Regions from separate parts of the Homo sapiens genome. Here region 1 is linked to region 2. A link is an interaction called in ENCODE POLR2A ChIA-PET data of the cell type or tissue named here. Cell type or tissue: A673. All regions are shown on one strand. Each heading gives the region's core, and the rest is flanking DNA. Links, peaks and the distances in the headings are about the cores only.

Region 1 (8,000 bases), core at 1-8,000, 82 kb before region 2:
TGCTACTTGCAGATGTATCCACATTTAAGGTGTACAGTTCGTAGAACAGTAATGGAAACTACAGGAACAGAGTTATGAAACAGTCAAACCAGGAGTATCAAGAATCTTTGCTTCTGAGTCTTCTTTAGAATAACGTATTAATTTGAATTATTCTATAGATTATGGTGAGTTTGATATGGAATATTGCTGAGTAGACTGCATTAATTCATTAACACATCGGAAAAATGCCAATTTATCTAATCAATTAAGTGCCTTTAGGATGGAATTCTTTTTTTTTCTTCAAAGAAATAACTATTAAAAACCTCACATGGTTCAAAATTTGTAGTTCCCAGCTTAATGTATTAATTCACATAAATGTCATCATTTGAAAGTTATACATTTTTTTCATAGAGCCAGTATTAGTTTTGAGGTGGTCAGTTTGCTAGTCGTGTACCTACACTATTACAAATGATCATCAGAGTTAAAACTATTTCTTTGAAAGACTAGATTACAGCCTTGAATGTGGGATGCCAATACGTCTTTCCCTGACCCTAATGTTTTAAGCTGTCCTAGCACTAGGGTTGAGGACCCGCCCAGTTTCGAGACCATGATGCCGCTACTTTAGGGTGGCTGATCTAATCAGTAAAAGGGAGCCAGAAAGATACTAAGAGTGAAAAATAGAGTGTCTACATAAGGATGGTGTTTGGAAGAGTGATTACTAAAGTATATCCTCCCTCTTTCATTCTCCCTTCCTCCTTAATGCACCCAGCCCACTGTGCTAAGAGTAGAGAGGACCAGAAGCATGAATTGGACATTTATAAAGTTTCCCTTGTCATTCTCTCTTTCTTTTGTAATTGTTCTTGACTCCCAGTACCAACTAGTTCAGAGATCAAGTGAGAAGTGTGAGGACTAGGAAGTTACAAGTAAAACCCTCAGGAGAGAAATCCCTAGTGATAGCTCTAGAAACAAAGAGGGAAATAGTTAAGTTGTAAAGTGCTTGGAGTCTATAGTAGTTTCAATACTCAGTGACTGAGAGATTCAGGAAGAAGAAACTAAATCAGAGGAGCCCTACTTACAGTTATGAATAAAAGTTGAATTTGTTACTGATTATAGCCAAATTGCTATTAAGAGCCACAGAATTTTGTAAATTACAGGTACTACTTACTATCCAAATTCAGAAACTTAAGTATAATAATGCAATATCACTCCCTGAACTCAGAAATTAAACTGATAGTAAGGGATACTTGTATTCTTTTCCACAGTTTCTTCCCTTTTGGTAACTAGTAAAATGAATTTAACACAACTATGGAGCTTTAAAGGTGGAGACATTCAGGGAATGGAGTGAGATGAAAGATTATTAAACAAATAGTCCATTGTTCTTGGGTTGTGGTGGAAGCATGCAGTGATTTGGTCAAGGGGACAGTAGTATCTTACAAGGATGAACCTAAGGTTGTTTTATCTTTTAAAAAGGTTTTGTACATATATATTCAGTTATTTAGTTCATGGAGACTATGAGAATAATAGGTAAAGGAAATGGTTTTGTATGGAAAATAACTGGTGAAATCTAACATAATTTTCATAACAGTGCTGTCAAAAAAATTCTGACCGCAAGATGTAATAATCACACTATATAAGAATCATAACATTCACTTTAAGGAATAATCTGTAATGCGTAGTAGTGAATAAAGTTTCTGTAGGTAAAATTAAGTCTCATGGAGGTTAACACTATTTTTGACCCTCCAATTTTTTTAATTCAGGAGTTAACACTGCTTGGAAAACCAAAAAGACCTCGTTCAGCTTATAACGTTTATGTAGCTGAAAGATTCCAAGAAGCTAAGGGTGATTCACCGCAGGTAAAGCTGAAATATATTTTTGTTTAATTTTTAAAATATTTAGACAGGAAAAGTCTAGAGTGCCATGTGTCAGGTAGTGAAGAAAAGTAGTGAATATCCAGACAGTAAACTCTTTTGCTAAGGCCCTCTTTAAAGAAAAATCTTTTTTCTTACCATATACAATCAATTTAGGTATGTAGTTGCCAACACATACATACATACATTGCCAACTTTTTAAATTTAAATACTTAACATTTTTTTTAATATGTAGGGATATTAAAGTTCTTCTGGAGGCTTTTCTGTTCCAGCAGTTCTTAACTGTTTTACGATCACTAGAAAGAATGAGAGTAGAGCTGCAATATTTTCTATGGGGAATTGATTGTAACCTATTGCTTCATTTATATCTTTTAATAACATTTTGGTTATACCCATAGGGATGTGTTATACATGTGAATGCATCATATCAGTGTGTCAAAGAAAAAGAAAGCTTGTCAATCCCTGCTGTGGCTTAGTCTTTCCTATTTTTTTGCTGCTTAGAAGCTCCAAATGGGCAATTGCTTTTTTTCCTGTATCATATGACATAGTAAGAGAAATGGATGTTTAGATCCGTAACCCATGTTAATCTAAGATGAAGTTTTTGGCACTCTGCCTACGGGATTATTATATCTGTAGTTCACTTTACAAATTCTGTTTCCATATCCCTAAATAACATTTTTATATTGTTGCTTCTTGATTTTTTTTCAACTTTAATCATTGTTTATCTTATGCTTTAAGCATTACCTACCACCGTTTAAGCTAGACATTTAACTGTCATCCCACTGTTGTCATGTTTCGATTCCCCTACCTCCCAATATAGTTAAAATTTTGGTTAGCTTGGTATTGTGTGTCTATATTAGGTTGGTGCAAAAGTAATTGTGGTCTTTGCCATTAAAAGTAATGGCAAACACAGCAGTTACTTTTGCACCAACCTAATAGTATTATGATTATGTAAGCTGTATTCACAGCTGACATATGCTATGATTATTTTTTCTTTCTTACGAAACTTATTTTCCCTGAAGTTGCTTATGTCTGTTTGTTCACTTAGGTTTTTTTTTTTTTTTTGTACTTACCAATAATTCACCCTCAAACTCCTCGGTATTCACCAGCTTTTAGTAAATTTAGGATGTGTTTTTCTTTCAGTTTAACTCTGAAAACTGGGGTTTGTTCCAGTGTGACTGTTGCCTTCTAATCCTAGTATACAGCTAACATCTTGAGATTGCCTTCATTATCCTTGTGGTGCTGCTTTTGCTTCTGTTGTTTACTTTTTTGGTTTACTCTGATTCTTGTATAGCATCTTTCCCAGTAAAGGTGCATGGGAGATTAAATTTTTGAGTTTTGCATGTCTGAAAATGTCTGTATCCTCACATTCACTTGTTAGACTGGGCATAGAATTCTAGTTTGGAAAACATATTTCTTCAAAATGTAAAAATTCCTTTTCTTCTACCTTATTGTACTGCTTTTGAGAAATCTAAAACTGTTTTGATTATTGGTCCTTTAAATGTGATCTGGTGCTTTTTTTTTCCTCCCCTTTAGAACTCCTGCTACATGTATATGCATCTTCTGAGCTGGTCCTTATTTTCTTATTTTTTTCCGTACTGTTTTCCTTTAGTCTTCTTTCCTTTTTTTTTGTTTTGTTTTGTTTTGTTTTTCCTGAACTGCTGGATACATTTTAACTTAATCTCTCTGCTTTTAGTATGGTACCATTTCCCTCAACTGTACCTGTACCTGGTTTTCACAGAGTGACACTATTTTACTCTCTAGAGAGGATAAATGTCCTAAAATTTGCCATGGTAGAAATTTAACCTCTTTTTTTTTTTTGAGACAGGCAGCCTGTTATACAGGCTGGAGTGCGGTGGCACTATCTCAGCTCACTGCAGCCTCTGCCTTCCGGGCTCAAGCAATTTTCCCACCTCAACCTCTTGAGTAGCCAGGTCTACAGTCATGTGCCACCAAGCCTGGCTAATTTTTTGGGTATTTTGTAGAGACGGGGTCTCATCATATTACCCCAGGCTGGTCTTGAACTCCTGAGCTCAGGTGATCCACCCACCTCAGCCTCTCAAAGTGCTGGGATTACAGATGTGAGCCACTGTGCCTGACCCAACCTCTCTTTATTTTTTTTGAGTCGGAGTCTCACTCTGTGGCCCAGGCTGGAGTGCAGTGGCGTGATCTCGGCTCACTGCAACCTGCGCCTCCCGGGTTCAAGCGATCCTCCTGCCTCAGCCTGCCTAGTAGCTGGGACCACAGGCACGTGCCACCACACCTGGCTAATTTTTTATATTTTTAGTAGAGATGGGGTTTCACCATATTGGCCAGGCTGGTCTCGAACTCCTGACCTCATGATCTGCCTGCCTCGGCCTCCCAAAGTACTGGGATTACAGGCGTGAGCCACCACACCTGGCCCTAATCTCTTTTTAAACAGTCTTTCAGCCAATCTTGTGTTTAACCTTAGCTTCACCTGTTTTACACCTGTCTGGTGCTGCCAATTCCTGAGATATTTGGGAATTCTGTATGGTAAATTAAGTTGCTTTTAGGTTTTCTCCACTGTCAGTTTAACAATTAGCTTTCTTTTGTCAGTTAAGTCAGTTACCACTAATGCATCTGCTTTTCAGCTTCCAGAATTTTGTGTTGATAGTGCCCTCTTCTGTTGTCTTTATTCATGTGGGATTATCCTTTAAAAAGATTTCTTTGTTTAATGGGATTTTAGGGAAAGCAAAAGTAAACATCTTTGGCTGGGCACAGTGGCTCATGCCTGTAATCCTAACAATTTGGGAAGCGGGGTGGGAGGGTTGCTTGATTCCAGGAGTTCAAGACCAGCCCTGGGCAACGTGGTAAGACCCCATCTTTACAAAAAAAGTTTTTTAAAAAAATTAACCAGGCATGGTGGTGCATATCTGTGGTCCCAGCTACTCCAGAAGTTGAGACAGGAGGATCACTTGAGCCCAGGAGGTCAGTGCTGCAGTGAGCTGTGATCATACCACTGCTTTCCCACCTGAGTGACAGAGTGAGACCTTGTCTCAAAAAAAAAAAAAAAATTCTATCCCTTTAATTTTATAAATGAAGAGCCAAGCCCAAGGGAGGTAAAGTGACCTTTTCCAGGTCATATAATTAAGTTCAACTAAGTAGACTTACTGGACTTGTGCTGTATTGTTCTTATTACTGCATCTAAACACTGAAGCACAGATTTTCAAATAAAACCTAAAGCTACAGGGAAGGAATAAAAACAGACTTTGAAGTTAGTTTATGACAACACATAGATTATACCTGAATATTAATATTTCCGAATCAAAAATATGTACCTTCATTCAGTTCATTTTTGTAAATTGTAACAGTTTGATAGTTTTTGTTTAGAGAGAAAAGATGTTAAGAATTGATGAGGCTTTGCCTGTAATTCTTGGTATCTTGAGTTTTTGTTGGAATGAATAATAAAGGTCACTGAAGTCCCCATATCTACCTTAACTTAAACATATATTGTTTTACAGGAAAAGCTGAAGACTGTAAAGGAAAACTGGAAAAATCTGTCTGACTCTGAAAAGGAAGTGAGTATTACGGTTGTTAGTCTCAAGTGTCTACTTAGGATATCTGTGAGAGAATGTATTAGGGCAAGGCTTGATTCATGTGAAGACAACCTTGTATTACTAATAATACAAGTATTCTAAAATTATTTTCATATTCTCAGAACCAGTTTGGCATTTTTCTCTTGGTAGTTTTTGTCTGCAAATAAAATTGGTATTTGAAACCACAGCACTCATAAGCCTGAGTGTCCACTTATTCAGTGGCAGTGATACCCTGCTGCTGCCCCCTTCCTGCACCTCAAGATCTGAACTTGTAACAATTTCATTCAAAGAGATAACAGTCTATCTCTTACATTTTCATCATCTAACTTTTATCTCATGAAAATATTTCTTCTCCAGTCTGCCTTTATACATGTAGAATGGTAATGTAATTTCTAAAGTATATACAGAAGCATTCCAGAAATTAATTGCTATTTTAAATAATCATTTTATCTCAAAAAATAAGTAAATCATTTTAACAGTTATGCTTTTTCTCAGTTATATATTCAGCATGCTAAAGAGGACGAAACTCGTTATCATAATGAAATGAAGTCTTGGGAAGAACAAATGATTGAAGTTGGACGAAAGGATCTTCTACGTCGCACAATAAAGAAACAACGAAAATATGGTGCTGAGGAGTGTTAAAAGTAGAAGATTGAGATGTGTTCACAATGGATAGGCACAGGAAACCAGTTAGGTCTCAATACCTGAAGCTATCGTAAAATTAAGAAAGGATAAAGTTGGTAAACCTTTTATATTTAGTATCTTTTTATTCAGCTCATGGACTTCTGCCAGCATAATACTTGCTTTGGAAAACCCAGATAAAGGTTCATGCAAACTTTATTTTGTGTTTAGGAACTACTGAGGATCAGAGTAATCCAAGCAAATGTGAATCATTTTACCTTTGACAAAGGTAAATCAGACTATGAAGTTTTTTTTATACAGGATGATGACTATGGAAAGAGTACTCTTGTTTCCTTATATTATGGAGGCAGGAGTTTCGTTTTCAAAATTGTTACAAATTGTAGAAGCCACGGTGTTCTGTGATATAAGTGTGTGTTTTTCATAAAGCAGGCAGAACTCATCTAGGTAAATTACAGTTCCTAGGTATAATTCACATTGTATTCAGAGTTGATGGTTGTACATATAAGTGATTGCTGGTTTTAGTTGCAACTTTGTATAAAAGGGACTGAGAAATTTATAAACTTTTTTCTTACTGTCTTTTTTCTAAAGTAAAAACAAAGAAATTATGTGCCAGATTTATGCATATTATTTTATGTTGCATAGAATAAAATTTTTAATCTTTAATTTTACATTTCCTAAATATATTTTAAGACGAAACATTTGTTCTATAGCTTTTCCCTTTTTTTAAGTAAGGAATTTTATTTTTTTCTGAATTATTTTCTCTCGTGAGTATATTGATCCAGAAAGAAAACTTGTATTATGTGTGTTTTAAAATGAGAAATCTAAAAAACGAAAAGTCTCCAAAGTCTCTGGAATTTGAAACACTTTGCATAACGTATAAAAGCCTGTTTAAGAGACAGCCAACTATGGCCTGTGGATCAAATCCAGCCTGCTGCCTGCTTTTTATGGCCTGTGAGCTAGGAATTGTGTTTATAATTTTAAATGTTTTTTTTTAAAGACTTTTATGATACTTGAAAATTAACATGAATATTTAGTGTTCATAAATAAAGTTTGTTGAAACACAACCAAGATCATTCTTTTACTTGTCTATGGCTGCTTTTCTGTGGCAGAGTAGCTGCCACAGAAACTATAGCCCACAAAGCCTGATATTTACTGTCTGTCTGTTTATGGAAAAAATTTATCAACCCATGGTCTATAGTATAGTGTGATATGACTACTGTTCCAATGTATTGAAGTGTTGGGATAGTTTTTTCAAATGTTTTCAGATGTTCTTGTTTTAGAATCATTGTCACCTTTAAGAGGAAAAAGGTCATCACTAGATAATCTAAACAAATTGTTGCTTCTCAGTGTTAGCAAGGAAAATAATCTAGTTTCAAATTACATTGCAGTATAATGAAAAAGATCCATATACTGTGGAATGATATTCTTTTAAAATTATTTGCTATGGCTTGGTAAAAATGTACTTTTTCCAGTAGCACATATCACAAGAACCTCACTGTAGTTGAAAGCCATCTTTCTTTAGTATTTGTTTATCCTTTTAGGAGAGTCAAGCAAAGGTTTTCACCACCTGTTTGAGCAGAATAATTCTCATCAGTTCACAGATATAGGATAACTCAATTTATATGCACTTTATGCGTTATGCAAAATATTTAGAAATTGTAGATTCTAGATCTCCAGAAAGACTTTGAAGACTTTGATGTCACAAAAAGATGACTTGTTATATGCTGAGCTTGACAAAGGTAGGAATGGGAGAGAAAAATAGTAGCTTATGAGGAAATATGAGGCTTTAAATATATAAAGTTGGATATTTTAAAATAACTTTTCCCTGTGGGAGCTTCTCACTCTGGGTGCAGACAGGACAGTGTTGGCCATTGGTGAAATAGATAGGATGGGTTTGAGGCCAGAGCAGTCTGGGAGTAGGGGGAAAGAGAAGGAGGTGTGCTAGTGTCTATCA
Region 2 (13,214 bases), core at 2,753-10,752:
GTGTTATCTCCCAAAGTACACAAGAATTTCCAATATTAACCAACCTGTACCCTTTAGAAGACATTTTCTCATAGCTGAAGAATCACATTCATGTTGGCAGTTGATTTACAAGGGCAGGAATGTGGTTTCTTGGACCATTGCCTCATTAGAATGGAGAAAGTGTAGAAATAAATGGTGCTCATCTGTTTGTTTTTTCAGTTCACTTGCATATAATTTTTTTTTTTTTTTTTTTTTTTTAGTAGAGACGAGGTTTCACCACGTTGGTCAGGATGGTCTCAATCTCTTGACCTCATGATCCACCCGCCTCGGCCTCCCAAAGTGCTGGGATTACAGGCATGAGCCACCACGCCCGGCCCACTTGTATATAATTTTTTTCCTATCAAATTTGAGGAGATTAATGGCAGTAGTTTCTTGAAATTAGCAAAAGTTTATGGGCATACTGTGAGACACTGCATAGCAGTGCTTTCAAGGTTCTGTTTCAATAAGTGAACAAGGGGAATGTGCATGTTCTTTTTGAAGACTATTGTTGTATCAGCTCAAAGACTGACCATCTCATTGATACAGCCCTCCTGTTAAGCTGGGAGCTCTCTGCCATAGACACTGTGCATCCATTCCTGGCTAGTTGTGTGTGTGTGTGTGTGTGTGTGTGTGCGTGCAAATACAGATGGTGAATCTATGGGCTAATTTATGAAAAAGGCAGGTCCAGGCTGGAGAACAAAGCTCACTTTTGGTATTGGCAGGTTCTTGATTCTGCCATAACTTGGTTTTTCTCATGCTGGAAGCACTCCCTGGGAAACTAAATATGTATTGTTTCAGCTATTTTCCTATGGGTGGGGAAAAATGACAATTCTTTTAAATCCATTCTTCTCCAGAGCAGGAGGAGCACAACCAGGCTGTAGGCTGGGAAGAAAACTATTCTCCAGAAAATTCTACGTGGTACTTTATCTGTGTTTTTATTTATTTGTCTTATTGTCTGTATTTCCATTTACTCATGTATAAAACTGTACAGTGGTATTTCATATATTCAGTTCTTCGTGGAGTGCCACAGATAAGTACTTAATATCTCTTACCCACAAGTACTGTTACTCTACTACTACTAGGGCTACCACTGCTTCCAGGCTTCCTACAATTACTTCTCGGAGTCACTTCAGTATTGTATTTGGACACTCAACAGCTATAATACTATTTTGAGCTCCACAAACTTAACGGTGTTTTTAGAATTCTGAAACATCAAAATGTCCTCTGAAGGGTACAGGTTGGTTAATATTAGAAATTCTGATGTGTTTTGGGAGATAACACTATTTTCTGTTTCTTCACATAACAGAAAACTCAACTCAAATTGGCTTAAAAAACTAAACAGAACAACTTAGAGTTTCACTGCTGGTAATATATGAGCTAAGATAACCTGAAATCTTACCAATATAAACAAATAGAAATGCTGGATGAATTATTTCCAGAAGATTTTAAACTATGAATTCAATTTATTTAATTTTTTGTATTATTCTATTATTCAGATAATCTGTTTCATTATGGGTGAGTTTTGGCATTTTTGGTTTTCAAGGCATTTGTCCATTTTTTCTTTCTAGGTTGTCAAATTTTTGTGTGCGGAATTGCTTGTATAAGTTCTTTGTTTTTTTAATGTATGCTGGGGTCTAGGTGATATTTTCTTTTTAATTCCTGATATCAGTAGTGTATGTCTTCTTTCTTTGTCAATTTTGATACAATTTTAATTTTATTAATTTTTTAACAGAACAAGATTTTGGTTGTATTGACTTTCTCTTTTTCTGTTTTCAATTTTATTGATTTCTGCATTATTATGTTTTCCCTTCTGCTTGCATTGGGTTTATTTTGCTCTTCTTTTTGGGTTTCTCAAGGTGCTTTCTGTTAGCATTTGATGCTATAAATTCCCCGCTAGGCACTGCTTTGTCATCTGGCAAATTTTGGTATGTTTTACTTTCATTTAGTTCCAAATATTTTCTAATTTCCCTTGAGACTTCTTTAATGCATGGATTATTTAGAAGTGTGTTGTCAAGTTTTTGAGATTTCCTGTTATCTTTCTATCATCAGTTTCTAGTTTAATTCTAGTATAGTCAGAGAATAAACCTTGTATCATTTCAATTCTTTTAAATGTGTTAAACTTTATTTTATAACTCAGGATACTGTCTATCTTGGTGAATGTTCCATGTGCACTTGAAAAAAATATATATTCTGCTATTGGTCCTGGAATGTTCTAAAAATTTCAATTAGATCCAGTCAGTTGATAGTGTTTTACAGTTTATTAATATCCTTGCTGATTTTTTATTAGTTCTATCAATTACTGAGAAGGGAGAGTTGAAGCCTTTTATTATAATGAGGGATTTGTCTGCTTCTACTTTTAGTTTCATGCAACTTGAAGTTCTATTGTAAGGAGCAAACATACTTCGGATTTATTGTATCTTCTTGGTGAAATAACCCTTTTATCATTATATAGTGTCCCTCTTTATCCTTGGTAAATTATTTTGCTCTTCATTCTTCTTTCTCTGATATTAATACAGCCGCTCTAGCTTTCTTTTGTTAAAGATTTACATTGAATATGTTTTCGTATCCTTTATTTTTAACCTACCTATATCATTATGCTTGAAGTAAGTTTCTTAGAGACAGCATATAGTTGGGTCATGTTTTTCAATCCACTCTGAGAATATCCATCTTTTAGTTAGTGTTTCAATGCAGAATAATTTTGACATCTCCTCCAACCCATAATTGTGACAACCAAAAATGTCTTCAGATATTGCCAAATATATGTCCCTCTTTCCTTCCTTCTTACCTCCCTTCATCTTTCTTTCTCTTTTCTTCCTTTCCTTTCCTTTCCTTCTCTCTTTTATCAAATGCCTCTTTAGTGAAATTTCTTTTGTCAAATGCCTCTTGAGTGAAATTGCTCCAGGTTGAGAACCATTGCCCTAGCGATTTCAACATGCATCCTTAACTAGTTACAGTCTACCTTAACTAGTAATCTAATTCTACATAGAATGTAAGAATCTTATAACTTGACTCCATTTGCCCCTTTCTCTTACCTTTTTTGCTATTGTCACATATTTTACACTATGTTACATGTTCTAAGCTCCAAAAGATGCTATTGTTGTTGCTTTATTTGTTTATTTGTAGTTTCGAGACAGAGTCTTGCTGTGTTGCCCAGGCTGGAGTACAGTGGCTCAATCACAGCTCATTGCAGCCTTGACCTCCTGCCTCCTCAGCCTCCTCAGCCTCTCAAGTACCTGGGACTACAGGTACACTCCACCATGCCTGGCTAATTTTTTAGTATCTTTCCTAGAGACAGGGATTCATCATGTTGCTTAGGCTGCAATCAAACTCTGGGCTCAAACGAACCTACCTTCTCAGCCTCCCAAAGTTCTGGGATTACAGTCATGAGCCACTGTGCCTTGTTGCTTTAAATAGTTAGTATTCTTTTATATTTATTCACTGATTTATAGTCTTTTCGGTGTTTTTCATTTCCTTCTAATTTTCTGTGTTTCTAGCTCAGAAAATTTCCCTTCTGCTGGTAGAACTCCCTTTAGTACTTACTTCAATGCTGTGCAGCTAGCAACAAATTCTATTTTAATTTGAAGGAAATATTCTTACTGGTGTATAATTCTAGGTTGAGAGGTCTTGTTTGCCTTTTTGTTTTTTCATTTTAAAAATATCATGACATCGTCTCCTGATTTCCACAGTGTGTCATTTTGGGTTCCATGAGAAGCAGACACCAAGATAGGATTAAAAATATAAGAAATTTGTTCGGGGGAAATGCCTGTAAAGGATAAAAAAAGAAGGAGAGGAGTAGGCAGGGAGAACCTTCAGACACCAAGACAGGTCCAGCACCTGTGAAAGAAGACAGGTGAGGAAGGATTAGGCCAGAAGAGCCTCAGACTATCGACGGGTCTGTTAAATTCATGGCCAGGTCAGTAGAGATCTCCTGAGCCAAATTGCCTGTTAAAGAAATTCTGCATCTACCAATATAGCCTGATTTTCATACCCCCATTGAGCTAATTCATTGACTGGAAGCAGCCCAGGGGAAGTATGATTTGATATGAAAGTTTTAGTGGATCTAACAGTGCAGCAGCTGTCAATAAGATGAGCGCCCCACAGCATGATCTCTTGAAGGGAGATCTGAGGGGTGCAATTCCGTGGCTGCCACACAGTGTTTTTTTTTGTTTTTTGTTTTGTTTTGTTTTGTTTGAAGTTAGCTGTCAGTCTTATTGTAGTTCCCCTGAAGACTTGGGCTTTCCCCAGCTCTGGTTGCTTTAGAACTTGTCATTCTTTTTCAACAATTTCTACAATGTGTCCAGGTATGGTGGGTTTGTTGGTGTTACTGTTGGCATTGTACTTATTCTGCTTAGGGACTCTTGAACTTCTGGAATTGGTGGGTTTATATCTTCCATTACTATTAGAAATTTCTCAGTTGTGTGTTTTCAAATATTGCTTCTGCTCCATTCTCTCTCCTTTCTCTCCTTTGAGACTCTATTACACTTTATTAAACTGTTGGAGTATGTTCCACATTTGGACATACTCTTTCTTTCCAGTTTGGTTTTTCTCTGTGATCCAATTTGAATAGTTTCTATTGATCCGTCTTTAAATTAACTAATCCTATCATCTATATCCAGTTTGCTTTTAAACCTACCTAATTAGTTCTCAAATCCAAACATTATACTTTTCAGTTCTAAAATACCCATTTAAAAATTTGATAGAGCCCAATTATCTGTTAAAATATAATTTTCACTTTTTTTTAACATGCTTTTTGAAACTTTTTTTTAACATGCCATGGTTATTTTATTGTGCTTTTTCTCATCTCAATTCTCTTTGGGCTTGTATTTATTTTATTTTTTGATTATTATTACCTATCCTGATTGTTTTAATGTGCAGTAAATTTTGATTGCATGCTGGGCATTGGTATAAAATAACTGTAGACTTCTGATGGTATCTTCCACCAGAGAGGTATCTTTTTTTTTTCTTTTTTGTTAGGACCAGGAGCTAATTACCTCATTTCAATGGGAACTGAGTTGAAGTAGGGCTGCATTTACAATTTTAGCAAGATTCTGTCCACCCCTGGTTTATCCCTGCTTTTTAGATATAGTCTTTCCAAGCTTTTGATTGAGAGCCTGGAGTGTCTATTTCTTCTCAGCTTTAAGAAAATTTTTTCCTTTTTTAGTCTTTTTGAGACAGAGCCTTGCTCTGTCGCCCAGGCTGGAGTGCAGAGGTGCGATCTTGGCTCACTGTAACCTCCGCCTCCTGAGTTCAAGTGATTCTCATTCCTCAGCCACCTGAGTGACTGGGATTACAGGTGGCTAATCTTTGTATTTTTAGTAGAGATGGGGTTTTGCCATGACTGGTCTTTAACTCCTGGGCTCTAGTGATACACCCACTTTGGCCTCTGCAAGTGCTGGGATTACAGGCATGAGTCACTGTGCCCAGCGTCCTTCTGTACCTAGACATCATGTGGTCCTCTATAGCTCTTTTATAACTTTAACATGTTTCTTTCAATGTATTAATTTGTTACTAGTTGCTGCAGCAAGACCTTTGACCTGCTTTGACCTACTACATTCTACCTAGGAGCAGAAGTATATATAATCTGTTATTCTTACTAATAATATGGCAACAAATAGTCTTAAATATGCTTTATTTCATACAAATGCAAGTAAGGCTGTAGAAGAAATTCCTAGATCAAAAAGTATATGCATTTGTAATTTTGGCAGGTATGATAGTTAATACTGAGGGTCAACTTGATTGGATTGAAGGATACAAAGTATTGATCCTGGGTGTGTCTGTGAGGGTGTTGCCAAAGGAGATTTAATATTTGAGTCACTGGGCTGGGAAAGGGAGACCCACCCTTAATCTGGTGGGCACCATCTAATCAGCTGCCAGCGAATATAAAGCAGGAAGAAAAACGTGAAGAGGTGAGACTGGTCTAGCCTCCCAGCCTACATCTTTCTCCCGTGATGGATGCTTCCTTCCCTGGAACACTGGACTCCAAGTTCTTTAGTTTGAGACTAGGACTGGCTCTCCTTGCTCTGTAAACTTGCCAACAGCCTATTGTGTGACATGATTGTATAAGTTAATACTTAATAAACTCCCATATTTATATATGCCTACCATTTGCTTTATATATATATATAGTGGGACCTTGTGATTGTGTAAGTTAATACTTAAACTCCTATATGTGTGTGTGTATATATATATATATATATATATATATATATGCCTACCGTTTGCTCTTATATATACATCCTATTAGTTCTGTCCCTCTGGAGACCGTGACTAATACAGTAGGTGTCACCAAAACTCTCTCCTTAGAGATTATAGCAATGTATATTTCCACCAGGAATATATAACAATGCCTATTTTAACAGCAGCTTTACAAATACTGTGTGTTAACTTTTGAATGTTTGTGAGTTCAGGAGTAACATTATCAGAACTTTGCATTAAGAAGGTTAATGTAGTCATAATATGTTAGGTGGATTAGAAAAGACCAAGGACAAAAGTCACTTACCTCATAGTTTTGTCTCTGTTTCTAGTGACCTAAAAAGTGAAAGCAACTGTATTCGTGCTTGAAAACATTTCCCGAATTTTCTAATCAGGTCTCTTTTTAGCCGGAAAGTTGATGGCTCAAAGTTCTTCCACAGGTTCAGTACAGATGTTAGCAGATTTTAGTGGCTGCAGTGTAGTACATCTGTTTGTCACACCAAGCTCAGCATCTGTGTCAGGAACAGCCAGTTTTGTGATTCAAGAATAGAAGAGACAGAGATGGCTGTGGTTTCCCCTTAGGGCTCTAGCAGAGGAGACACTTTGGGGACAGTAAAGAACATGAGATGATGTTTCTGTTAAGAAGAAATCTGTTCCTGCTTCATTCTTGGTCAAAACAGCCGTAAGCCTGATAAAACAATATTGCATGCTAGTTTCAGGAATGTAACTCAGCCATTTCAGTGTTTCCTTTCCGGGTCCCTGTGGATTTCTAACCCTCACTTTAACAGTAAGGCTATATTATCCTCATTTTCTCCTGCCATCTCTCGGCTGTTTTTCTTTCTCCTGGGTTCAGTGAGTCATTTCCTCAAGTCCTCCCTGGTTTGGCTTCAAAAATTTAGGATAATCATCAAGAGCTGTCCTCTTCTCCCCTTCAGGCTTGAATTCCTCTTAGTGTTAAAGGCCTTTCACATTTCAGCGTCTGAGGTGGGTGGGCGTGAGTTAAGATCCTTTCTTAAATCTTAGCGTGTATGCTGGAGAAAGCCTAACAGATCACGAGAAAGAGGTAACAAAATGAACGTTCCAAGGAAACTGGGAGGATGTGGGGGAAGGTGCAGATTCATGCTTCATTCAAGTTGCTGATAATGAATGCATTACCAAAGTATTACACTACCAAGAGCTTCCTTTGTAATAACATGAAAAAGTCAATGCTTTGTGATAAACTTCATGTAACTTTATTTTTCTTCCTTACTAGTTGCATTTTTTTAGCTGGTATAGTTGTTAAGCACTTGACTCCTGATGTCAGATGGATCAAGGGTCAAAATCCTGCCACTACCACCTTCTAGCTATGTGACCACCCCCTGGCAGTTGTTTGACGGGCAGGTATTTTTGTCTTCTTATCTAACAATATGGGCAAGCACAATAGCATCCTCCTCATAGGACAGTAGAACAATTATATGAGGAAATCCACATAGGAAGTGCTTAATAGATTGTAGTTATTACTATTATCATTCCTATGGGAATTTAAATTGATGCCTACCATTTGCTTTTATGTTCTTCTGGGATGTTCATGTGGTAATAAATGACTAAGTCTAGATCAGGTCTTGACAAACTACAAATCTGGCCCATGCCCCGTTTTTGTAAATAAAGTTTTATGGGCACACAGCCACACCCATTTGTCTATATATTATCTATGGCTGCTTTTGCTCTACAACGTCAGTGTTGAGTAGTTGTAATAGACCATATGGCCCTGAAGGCCAAAAATATGGACTAGATGGCTCTTTATAGAAAAGTTTACCAACTCCTTGTTTGGAAAATCATACTTTTAAATTTTTCAATTAAAAAAGAAGTCATGGACATATTGTAATTCTGTGCCTCAGTTTCTCTAACTGAAAAAGGCATATATTATGCATATATTAGATGGCTCCTAAATAGGATCCATCTAGAATTGTTCGTCTATCATTTTTACGCATGGAGCCCAGGAATTTTTAATACATTTGGGCTTTCTGGTGGGTTCTTCCAAATGCTTTAATGAGAAAGAAAAAGCAGAAAGCAACCTTTAGTGACTTGAATGCCAAATATGTGAAGCTTTAATGTTTTTCTCTGAAGCCAGGTTCAGGAGATCTTGGTCACTGGGCCACTTCCTGGCTGATTTAACCATATTTCTAATTCTTTTTTTTTTTTTTTTTTTGTCTTTCAAAAAAAATCATTCTCTTTGTCTCCCCACTACCTCCTCTTCATACCACTTCCTCTCCAGGTTGGCCCCTGCCTTCTTGCCTTCCTCCAGCCTCCCTCCTTTCTCCAGTGGTTTCTTAGCTCTCCGTCCTCCCCCCAGCCAAATGTGAAGGAGAAAGTCTGCCAAGTCTCCCAGCCACTGTCAGCCTAGCTGACTGTAATGCTTCCAGCAGAACCTCCAGCTCAGGGCCCTCTGGCAGGGCCTGAACTCCAAGCAGCAGGAGGGACTAACGAGTTATAAGAAAGGGAAATACCAACAGTAATCTGCATCCTTTGAAGTTGAGGGTTGGGAAGCAGGGAAACTGAGAGATGTTTGACAATTTCCCAGGGGGTACCTGGGAAAGAGCCTGAGACTGGGGGTCAGGACTGTCTTTTCCAGCTCTGCCCCAGATTAAGTGCAGAGTCCTTGGGCTAGTCATTCATCATCCCTGAGCCTCAGTTTCTCTTTGTAAAATCAAGAAAATAATTTCTGTCCTGATTTTCCTGTAGGGCTTTCGTGATGATCATACATTTGTGATCATGTATGTGATTTATTTTTTAAATAAATATTTGATTTATATTTTTCCCATTTCAAAATTACCTCGTGCTTATGTGACAGAGGAACTTTTGTCAGTAGCATCTACCATCCTTCACAACAGAACCCCAATTTCCTTTGGGGAGTTAACTTACCACACCACTGCCTATATTTTACTGAGATGGAAAATCCAGCTGCCTGTGCCTCCTGTGGCCAAAGGTGGGCAGTCTCTTCAGCTCAACCCATGAAAGCTCGCTGCTGAGATTTTGACTTTTGAGCATATGAAATTGGGTGAGTGAAGAGGTTGGCATTCTTTTATCTTGGCAGGAATATCCCTGCCAGACTGTTCCACTGCAAGACTAGTCCTATCATTCCTGCTTTCCCGCCCCTGAAGCTGAATTGGTGTCTGCCTATTTCCAAGCCTAGTTCTCCAACTTTTGTGCAATGTTTTTAATAAATTCCCCTTTGTTTAAGTTGGCCAAATTTTTTTGTTGCTTGTAATCAAAAAACCCCAACTGACACACAAGCCTGATGTAGAGAACCATTTATAGAGCACTTATTTTGTGTGTGGAGAAGCAGATACTTTGCATACATTATTTAAATTAATCTTTACAAAAACCCTAAGAGGTGGCTGTAATTATTTCTAAATTACAAATGAGGAAACTGGGGCTCTGTGAGGCTCAATAACTTTCCCACATTTGTATGAGGAGCAAATGATAGAACTGAGTGTTGGAACCAAGGTTTGAACCAAGATGTCTTTGATTCCAAACATTTTAATATTTATGCCATGCTAAAATGATATAATAGTGGGCATTTTATTTTGCAGCCTGTGTTTTGGGATTAGGAATTTATTATGAACATCCTCATGTCAATAATATTCTTGAACAACATGATATATAATGGCAGTCTAATAGTCCATTGTTTGGATTCGCTACCATTTACCTAATCAAATTCATATTGATAGGCATTATGAAATGCACTGTAATGAATACCCTTGAACATTACATTTTGTACCTATCTCAAACTTTCTTCTGAAAATAAGTTACTGGAAGTGAAATTTCTAGGTTTAAAGCTCATGCATAATGTTAAGGTTTTTAATGTAATTGACAAATTGCCTGCCAGATAAATCTTACCAATTTTGTTCCCATTAATAGTGTGGATACCAATGTAAGCACTTTCTAAATGAAGAAAAATGCTAAAAACCTGTAAAGGGCTAATTAATTGAAGACATTCTTATTTATAGAAAAGGCAAAATGTCTTTCCAAATTACATCTATTACAATAAAATAATATATTTGGCCATAAAAAGGAATGAAATTGGCCAGGCATGGGGGCTCACACATGTAGTCACTGCAATTTGGGAAGCCAAGCCAAGAGGATCTTTAGAGAGCAGGAGTTCAAGACCAGTCTGAGCAACATAGCAAGATCCTATCTCTAAAAAAAAAAAAAAAAAAAAAAAATAGGCAGTCACAATGGCATGCACCTGTGTTCCAGCAACTTGGGAAGCTGAGGCGGAGGACAGCTGGAGCATAGGAGGTTGAAGTTAGTGAATCATGATTGCACCAGTGCACTCCAGCCTAGGCAACAGAACAAGACCGTGCCTCAAAACAAAACAAAACAGAAAAACAAACAAAGAAACAAAAGAGAAAATAAATCATGTAATTTGCAGCAACATGGATGGAACTGGAGGTCATTATGTTAAGTGAACTATGCCAGGCACAGAAAGACAAATATCACCTACTCTCCCTCATATATGCAAGCTAAAAAAGTTGATCTCATGGAGGTAGAGAGTATAATTGAATGATAGATATTAGAGGCTGAAAAAGGTGTGAGGGAGGAGGGGTGATGAACAGAGTTTGGATAATGGTTGCAGACATACAGTTAGATAGAAGGAACGAGTTCTAATGTTCATTAGCAGAGTAGGGTGACTATAGTTAACAACAATGTACTGTACATTTCAAAATAGCTAGAAGAGAGGAATTGAAATGTTCCGAATACATAGAAATGATAAATACTCAAGGTGATGGATACCCCAAATACCCTGACTTTATCATCACACATTCTATGCATGTAATAAAATATCACATGTATCCCATCAATAGATACAAATATTATGTATCAATAAAAATATTCAAAATTAAGATACAATTTGCAGTAAGATTAGTATTCAAATGTATAGGTATTGGGTTCCTATACACTTCCTAAAGAAAGGGAATTACTTTGGGCCAGGTGCAGTGGCTCATGCCTGTAATCCCAGAACTTTGGGAGGCCGAGACGGGTGGATCACCTGAGGTTGGGAGTTTGAGACCAGCCTGGCCAATATGGCGGAAACCCCATTTCTACTAAAAGTGCAAAATTAGCTGGGCGTGGTGGTGCATGCCTGTAATCCCAGCTACTCAGGAGGCTGAGGCAGGAGAATCACTTCAACCCAGGAGGCGGAGGTTGCAGTGAGCCGAGATCGCGCCATTGCACTGCATCCTGGGTAACAAGAGTGAAGCTCTGTCTAAAAAAAAAAGGGAATTACTTTGATTCCAAGGGTTTTTTTAGCAGCCAAGTCAAAGAGGGAAGCTAGAGATGATGATAGTGGTGGTGGTGGTAGTGATGATGATGATGATGATGAAGATGATAATGATGATGGAGAGGAGACAGAGGGGGAAGAGAAGGAGGAGAATCCCGTAGGGCATCTGTGGTGGTCGTGTTAGCCAGTTAGATTTACTATTTTTTTGAGACTTTGTTTTGGCATTCCTGCAGGAGACAAAAGAAAGGGAAGTTTCTCCTCAGACTTTCGGTAGCCTTGTGGTAAGAAGGCAGCTGGGCCACCCAGACTTACATATTTGAGGCAATAAACAGTGATCAAAGCAGTATGATTTCAGGGGAACAAAACTCTTCCACTCCATATACCTCCCTCTTTATTTCTCAATAAATGCACATTGGTTTCCTTTGTAAGAAGGCTACATTAAGATGCAATTTGACATCTGAAAAAGTTATACAATAAGCTATTTCCCACCATAAAAACTCTAACTGAAATTGGTTCGTAAATTTTATTCCAATCATTTAACAAAACCTAAGAGGAGGAAATACAGGACTGGACTATTTTCAAAGGGAAAAGTGAACTAGAAAAGTCACAATGATTGTGAATGGGGTAAGGGATGCTTCTAGGAAGTTTAGGAGACTTTTGAGCACCAAATGAGAGCTTGAGGCTTCAGATGGCCTGGAGTGAGCTTATAAAGAGCTATTGAAAGTGAGATATGTAATAGCAAGAAATGAAAATGAACTTTGCACTAAATGATAAGTACTAAAGATATGTTATAACAAAGCCAGTAATAGTGTTTAAAGTAAGAAGCGAGAGTTCCCCACCAATCAAACCCTCATGCGCACACACACACACACACACACACACACACATTGTATTTCATTGATTCTAGGACCCATGTTTTGCAGTTTAACATCTCTGAAACTGGAATGCGTTTGATAATCAATGGTGTGTCATGGTTAGTTGGCAGCATTTTTTTTTCTTTACTAGTGATACATAAAGAAATGGTGCATATTAAAATCTATGGTGTCTTCAATTTGAAGTGTGTATGAGAGAGAAGGGGGAAATACTGTCTTGTCATAGGAAATGTCTGGAAGTAAATTTTGATTACTTATACTATTTACCTTCCTAGTTTCTATTGTCTTCTCATTTATTCTTTTTCTTAATTTGAAAAAGGACCTTAGAGATGACTGAACTCAAAGTCTTCATTCTACTAAGGAGAAGATGGGCCTGAGGTGGTAGGTGACTGGTCCCCATCACAGGTGTTTGGGGTGTGGTGGGCCTGTGAGTATATTCAGAGCATATCTATATGTTCATTCTTTCCCAGAAATGATTTACAAATTACAGAGGGTTGGGAGCCCCAAGTGACAGGATCTGTTTGGAACTAGAAGGACCAAGAGTGATGAGGACAGAGTACTGCCCTTTGAAATGTGCTCCTTGATAACACCAACCCCAGAAAGGGAGGATGAGGGAACTGATCCTGGCCTGGGACAGCCAGTCAGTATTAGTGTGGTTTAGTTTTCCTGACTAGACGTCCTCCTTCCCTCTCTTTCCCTCCCCTCCCCTTCCCTTTCCTTCTCTTCCCTTCCCTCCCCTTCCCTTTTCTTCTCTTCCTTTCCCTCCCCTTCCTCACCTTCACTTCCCTTCCCTCTCTCACCTTCCTTTCCCTCCCTTTCTTCCTCCCCTCCTCATCCCCTCCCTTCCTCCTCCCCTTGCCTTCCTTTCC

What was found. ChIA-PET counts read pairs that join two places held together with the same protein. Peaks named below come from ENCODE experiments on the same cell type or tissue, not always from the same donor. Only the 100,000 strongest peaks of a DNase experiment are listed, where the experiment ranks them.
Region 1: POLR2A ChIA-PET joins it to region 2 with 11 read pairs; 3 of 35 experiments call an interaction of 5 or more read pairs at or near these places.

The regions. Positions count from the first base shown.
Region 1 is chr10:58,389,029-58,397,028 of GRCh38, forward strand. It overlaps TFAM (transcription factor A, mitochondrial), which reads left to right. Exons shown (of 7, transcript NM_003201.3): 5 at 1,737-1,832; 6 at 5,330-5,386; 7 at 5,900-8,000. The coding sequence ends at 6,046. Among named protein-coding and RNA genes, the nearest start is that of TFAM, 7.6 kb to the left of the region's middle. In A673, for the core only: a CTCF peak has its summit at 4,489 (motif pointing left); no DNase peak of the experiment used is centred there.
Region 2 is chr10:58,468,759-58,481,972 of GRCh38, forward strand. It overlaps LOC105378316 (a long non-coding RNA gene), which reads left to right. Exons shown (of 5, transcript XR_945984.3): 4 at 12,665-12,726. Among named protein-coding and RNA genes, the nearest start is that of BICC1, 38 kb to the right of the region's middle. In A673, for the core only: no CTCF peak of the experiment used is centred there; a DNase peak (open chromatin) is centred at 7,083.